2 separate regions of the Homo sapiens genome follow, and region 1 is linked to region 2. The links are chromatin contacts, found by Hi-C or POLR2A ChIA-PET in ENCODE. All regions are on one chromosome and are shown on one strand. The core of a region is the stretch at or near the end of the contact, and the rest is flanking DNA. Distances in the headings are between cores, read along the strand shown. Region 1 has its middle 79 kb from the start of CHASERR. Region 2 overlaps AKAP13 (A-kinase anchoring protein 13).

Region 1 (3,310 bases), core at 718-3,217, 7.1 Mb after region 2:
CTTCTGGTGTTGGTGGCAGTCCTTGGAGTTCCTTGCTTCATGGATGATACTTCACTCCAGTCTCTGTGGCAGAAATTCTCTGGTGTGTGTAGACAAGCCTTCCTCTGCCTCCCTCTTAGGAAGATACATGTGATAACACTTAAGGCCCACCCTGATCATCCAAAATCATCTCCCCATCTCAAGATATTTTTTTTTTTTTGAGATGGAGTCTCGCTCTGTTTCCCAGGCTGGAGTGCAGTGGCGCAGTCTTGGCTCACTGCATCCTCCGCCTCCCGGGCTCAAGTGATTCTCCTGCCTCAGCCTCCTAAGTAGCTGGGACCACAGGCATGTGCCACCATGCCCGGCTAATTTTTGAATTTTTAGTAGAGGTGGGGTTTCACCATGTTGGCCAGGCTGGTCTTGAACTCCTGACTTCAAGTGATCCACCTGCCTCGGCCTCCCAAAGTGCTGGGATTACAGGCGTGAGCCATCGTGCCCGGCATCAAGATCCTTAAATTAAGCTGGGCGTAGTGAGCCGAGATCATGTCACTGCACTTCAGCCTGGGCTACAAAGCAAGACTCCATCTCAAAATAAAATAAAATAAAATAATTTTTTTTTTTTTGAGACGGAGTTTCGCTCTTGCTGCCCAGGCTGGAGTGCTATGGCACGATCCTGGCTCACCACAACCTCCGCCTCCTGGGTTCTAGTGATTCTCCTGCCTCAGCCTTCCAAGTAGCTGGGATTACAGGCATGAGCCACCACACCCGGCTAACTTTGTTGTATTTTTAGTAGAGACAAGGTTTCTCCATGCTGGTCAGGCTGGTCTCGAACTCCCAGCCTCAGGTGATCTGCCCACCTCGGCCTCTCAAAGTGCTGGGATTACAGGTGTGAGCCACCACACCCTAAAATAAAATTGTTTTAAAAGTAAGATCTTTAACTTACACACCTGCACATTTGCAAAGCCCTAGTTGTTGGGGTTTTGTTTTTTTGTTTTTTTTTTTCTTTGAGACAGAGTCTCACTGGGATTGCAGGTGTGAGCCACCTTGCCCTGCCTGTGTTTTGGTTTTTGTTGTTTTTGCCAGATAAAGTAACATTCAGTTTCCACATATTGGGATATCACTGGGAGACCATTATTCAGCCCACCACACACATCCCCAAATCTACCAGGTTAAATGGAGGTAGATTTTTAAGCTTCCCAAGTAGCTGGGACTACAGGCATGCACCACTATGTCTGGCTAATTATTTTTATTTTTTATACAGTTGGGGTCTTGCTACATTGCCCAGGCTGGTCTTGAACTTCTAGGCTCAAGCAAACCTCCTGCCTCTGCCTTCCAAAGTGCTGGGATTACCGGTATGAGTCACCACACTGAGCAAGGGAGAAGAATTTTAAGAGTCCCTATAATAACTCCACACCTCTCTAAAAACCGCACTGCTCGCCCCTCCCCACTCCCACAGGTTTTGGAGTTTCTGACTCCTGAAAGAGAATGAGTCACAGACAGTTCCCGTCAGAAAAGACTATGTCCCTCCCACCTCTCATTTAGTTCCCGTTTGTTTAGGATTCAAGTGTCTTGGGCAGTTAGATAGCTCCCCAGCCTACCCAGTTTCCCTCTTGCCTCCCCTCTACTACCCCCAGAAATGCTTGTGCAATATTGGACTGACTCACCCAGAAATAACTCATGACTCTCCTTTGTTTACAGTTTAAGAGACTAGGGTGTTGAAATATCTCAGCAAAGGCCACTGAGGGACTCTTCAGTCCAGGGACAATGAAACACTGGACAACCTGGGAGGAGTTAGGTACATTCTCTGGCCTTCTCTCAGAGGGGCTTTTGCTGTGTTGTAACAGGCAGTGGAGTGTTGGTAAATATTTAACAAGGCATCTCCAAGGGGAAAAGCCTTAATATGTAGTGTTTACCTATTCCTGTGGTGTAAATACCCCTGCTATGGCCAGTTTCAAGCTACCAACATGATGTCATTGAAACCAAAGTTGGAAAGAAAAGTGCATCATCATTCTGAGCAGCTGACTCCAACACGCCACTGTAGCTCCACTGACCTAAGGGAAAACTGTCAGTCTTCACTCCATAAGGATGTACAGGCCCAGGGGCTGGACAATGTAGCTCTTGGAAGATCACAATAGAGTCAGTTTCCTAATTTCAGGGACCAACTGTTACTGCTAAGAATAAATGGGAGGCCAGGTGCAGTGGCTCACACCTGTAATCCAAGCACTTTGGGAGGCCGAGGCAGGTAGATCACCTGAGGTCAGAGTTCGAGACCAGCCTGACCAACAGAGTGAAACCTCGTCTCTACTAAAAATACAAAAATTAGCCAGGCTTGGTGGCGTGCACCTGTAATCCCAGCTACTCAGGAGGCTGAGGCAGGAGAATCACTTGAACCCAGGAGGCAGAGGTTGCAGTGAGCCGAAATCACACCACTGCACTCCAGCATGGGCAACAGACCAAGACTCTGTCTCAAAAAAAAAAAAAAAAGAACAAATGTGTAAAATAGTCACAGATCTTTACAATCCCATCCAGCGATGAGGTTCTAGGTACAAAACAAACATTAACATCTTTCTCCTCTGGAATCGCTTGAACCAAGGAGACAGAGGTTGCAGTGAGCCAAGATCGTGCCACTGCACTCCAGCCTGGGAATCAGAGTAAGACTCCGCCTCAGGAAAAAAAGAAAAAGAAATCTTTTTCCTCTGAACTCTCATCAAACTTCTATTTCTACATCTCTTTTGATTTTTTTTATTTATCTAACAATGACTGTGCCAAGCAATATTCCAAATAAGGTATATACCGTGACACAATCCAACCTCACAACAAGCCTACAGGCAAGTACTTTATGTATTTATTTATTTGTTTACTTATATATTTGTTGACACTGGGTCTCACTCTGTTGCCGAGGCTGGAGTGCAATGGCACCATCTGGGCTCACTGAAGCCTCGACCTCCTGGGCTCAAGCGATCCTCCCACCTCAGCACCCCCAGAGTAGCTGGGATTACAGGCACACGCTACCACACCCAGCTAATTTTTGTAATTTTAGTAGAGAGGGCATTTCACCTTGTTGCCCAGGCTGGTCTCGAACTCCTGGACTCAGGCGATCCACTGCTTCAGCCTCCCAAAGTGCTGGGATTACAGGAGTGAGCCACCAAGCCCAGCCTGGAACAAGCACTTTTTACAAATCTGTTTTACAAAGGAGCAAACTGAAGCGCTGAGAGGTTAAGTTACATGTCCAAAGTCACAAAGCCCTGAATTGCCTTTGCAATGCCCCTTAAAAAGTGGCAGAATAAATGCCCAACCCAAGAAGCTCTTCACATATTTGATTTAGATTCCA
Region 2 (3,043 bases), core at 7-2,506:
TATTCTCTTCAGCATTATATATTGAGGATTCAGCACGCTGAAAAACATAGATCTACTAATCATTGACTTTGCCTTTTCATAGTCTTTTTATACTTTTTCTGTAGAAGGGAAAGAGAAATGGACTTAAAGATGATGTATTTGAAAGACTTTAGCTGAGTGGGGATTTGTGAAGAGAAAGGGTTTGAGTGGGGTGGGCTTTCAAGTCTGTGCATGGGAAGGATATGATGGATCAACTAATGGGAGAGGAAGAAACCAGAAAGGAGCATGCCAGCTGCAAGTCCTGGGCATCTCTGTGGCAGAGGAGGGGAGGTGCACCATACACCCTGAGTAAGAATAGTGCTCGTGAGGATGGGCAGAAACATGTTTTGGCTTACTAGAAAATAAATAAAGCCGTTTGCCTCGACCACTTTGTTATGCTTCTTGCTGTGGGTCCAGCAGCCTGAAACTCACTTACCCATCTGATAGAATCACAGCAGAGGGAACCTGGGGGAAAATGTGATTCCTCCTTTTTAATTTTATAGATGAGGAAACGGAGGCCTGTCAAGAAGGGACTAGGGTCATACTAGTACATACATACATGCAGAGCCAGGACCTACGTCAAATTTAGTTTGACAGCTGTTTGTCCTTTTGTGTTACTAAATTGATGTTTGACATACTGTAATCAAGGCTGTGTCAGCGCATTCATCTAATTTTAGTTTAAATAGGCATAGTAGGGCCGAGAGAGGAGCATTTGAATAGGATGCATGAGCTAGGCACTATGCTGGAGAGTCTTAATTTGAAGATTCAGCAGTGGGTGAATGGTCCCTGCCCCAGAGAGGGGATAGAGAAAAACCTAAGAGAGTCTCAATACACTGTGCCAGTGGTATTAAGGAGGAGACCTGTGAACCAAGTGGGTGTTAAAGGAAGTGTTACAAAAGGCATGGAATAGGCCTTTGAGGTCTGGGATTCTAGCAGTCTCCTTTCTGGTTTCCTTCCCTCCCCATCATCACTCCAGTCCCCCACAAATCCATGTGTCTGGGCTAAAAGAGATGTTGGCCCAAAAGAGATGTTGGCCCTTAACTGGTGAGTTGATGTAGACAGGACCTGTGATGCTTCCTGAATCAGTCTGTGAGGCATTGCCTAGTGAATGGTATCTGTGGTTGATTTCCTGAGTGAGCCCTTCCCATGAGAGTGTCTCCTCGAGTGTCCCCACAGGCCGATCTTTCATTTGTTTCTGCTTTACCTCTGGCTTCCTGGAACAGTTCTGTTATGTGACTTTATAGCAGCGCTGAGAGCTGATGGTAAGCCTTCTGAGACACAGAGGCTTGGGTTTTTACGTCAGTGGCCCTTGTAGGCCAAGGGAGTGAAAAGTAAAGGAATTGAGATAAAATGCTGTCCTTGCCAAATTGTGGTTTCTGCTTTATCTTTCAAGAAGTCTCCATTTTCTCTTAAGTCACAGTTCCCAGAGGTGCATGTGGGGGTTCCAGTGACCTTTCATGTGTGGTTCCTGTCTCAGAGAATGGGGTGCAAAAAGCCCAGCGTAGTTAAGCTTTTCAGATTTTATATTCTGTGCTTTATTACAGTCATACAAATTTTGTAACCCCTGTTAGGGGCTTTATTAATGTATTTATTTGTAATTTAGACTTACACATTGATGGCAGACACTTTCACTTTTAGTTTTGGTAGCCTCTCAGCTTCCTGTCTGAAAAGTTCCAGACTTACTAGTTTTTGTTGATTAGAAATCACATCTGTTGCTTCCTAAGGGCCAGGAAACTCACCCTTCCCATCAGATCACTTGAGTCGTTGTTCCTCTCATTAAGCTGTAATCTGTCTCCTGGTCTCCAAATAAAGACACAAACACCGAAAAAAAAAAAATCACATCTGCTCGTGTTTTTCCTCCTCCAAATAACATCACAGACCTGCTTCCTAGAAGAGGACTGCAGTGTGTAATTTCAGTCACATTCTCACATGTGAGTGACTTCACTTTGAAATTCAGAGGCCACTTGTGGCAGCAGTGGAAACTCAGAATCTGGGATCTGTTTGCTTTGTCCATGTGACCTTGGGTTTGCTTTCTTTTCAGATTGCAGTGCTTTTGTCCACAAAGGCTGCCGAGAAAGTCTAGCCTCCTGTGCAAAGGTCAAAATGAAGGTAAGACTTTCTGGCTAAAACAAGGCTTAAAATAAAAGGGTTTAAACCAGCAAAATCCTCGGGAGTTGGGAGAGTTGAGGTTGTGGTGGATTTTGTTTATTTTAATCATTTGGTACCAACTTTGAGAACAAATTATAACTAAAAAATATTTTTTCTCTTAAGCGATCAATCTTCTTCTTGAGTAACACTGGAGAATTAGACTTTCAGAAAAGAAAACGCTTTCAGAACTTCTTCACGTTCAATATACATTTCTTCGTGATTTTAATATTTCCGTATTGCTCTTAAAGTGGTTTTCTTCTTAACTACGTCTGCAGGCCTACCCTGCTGTTCATACACCTGTCTTCCTCCTTCAGGACTATCAGGGCAGCAGGTGGAGGTCAGGGGCATTGACCTGCTGGTGGGGGTGGGGAGGGTGTTATGGTTAGCCCCAGCCTGTCTGGTAGCACTTTTCTCCTCAGGTATGTAATATAGGTGGCTCTGATCACATGACGTAAGAATAGAAAGTGCCTGTTTTATGGTGGTATCTGCCCTGAGCATGTATGCTATGTAATCATGCTTTCCCAGTGGCCCTTAAAAAAAAGTGTGGGTTAAGGGCCATACCTTTTAGGTAGCCTGTGAGGTTTTCAATGTTCTAGTCGCCTGTAAGTGTCTCTTCATTCCTTGTCAAAGGAGTGCTTTCCAACTTCGTCGACACAGATGATTAATGAGCTGTGTGCTTCGTCAGTCACCAAACACAGTTATCTAGTGCCATGACCTCAACCTGGAATGTGCATCAGAATCAACTCGAGGGCTTATTGAAAGACAACTTACTGAGCCCCACTCCCAGAGTCTCAGATTCTGGGGGAGAGTCCAGGAATTTGCATTTCTAGTAAGTTCCCAGATGATGCTGATAGTCCGAGGACCTTACTTTGAGAAG

What was found. A loop is a pair of places that touch in the nucleus more often than their neighbours do. ChIA-PET counts read pairs that join two places held with the same protein, here RNA polymerase II (POLR2A). Pooled maps may share reads with other maps.
Region 1: a pooled map shows a loop between it and region 2 (4-fold over the local background). The contact joins two enhancer-like sites. A Hi-C loop is called at or near these places in 4 of 50 pooled maps. POLR2A ChIA-PET finds 5 or more read pairs at or near these places in 2 of 52 experiments (GM12878 and activated B cell).

What each region holds. Positions count from the first base shown.
Region 1 is chr15:92,802,489-92,805,798 of GRCh38, forward strand. No RefSeq gene overlaps it. Among named protein-coding and RNA genes, the nearest start is that of CHASERR, 79 kb to the right of the region's middle. RefSeq lists an enhancer at 1,954-2,003. Within about 2 kb of position 1,968, at least 34 of the 41 ENCODE cell types and tissues checked have a DNase peak (open chromatin) inside an H3K27ac peak, as active enhancers do; they include GM12878, where a contact is called at or near this core.
Region 2 is chr15:85,705,960-85,709,002 of GRCh38, forward strand. AKAP13 (A-kinase anchoring protein 13) reads left to right here. Exons shown (of 37, transcript NM_007200.5): 18 at 2,060-2,127. Among named protein-coding and RNA genes, the nearest start is that of LINC02883, 51 kb to the right of the region's middle. RefSeq lists enhancers at 1,389-1,698, 2,671-2,800. Within about 2 kb of position 1,257, at least 23 of the 41 ENCODE cell types and tissues checked have a DNase peak (open chromatin) inside an H3K27ac peak, as active enhancers do; they include GM12878, where a contact is called at or near this core.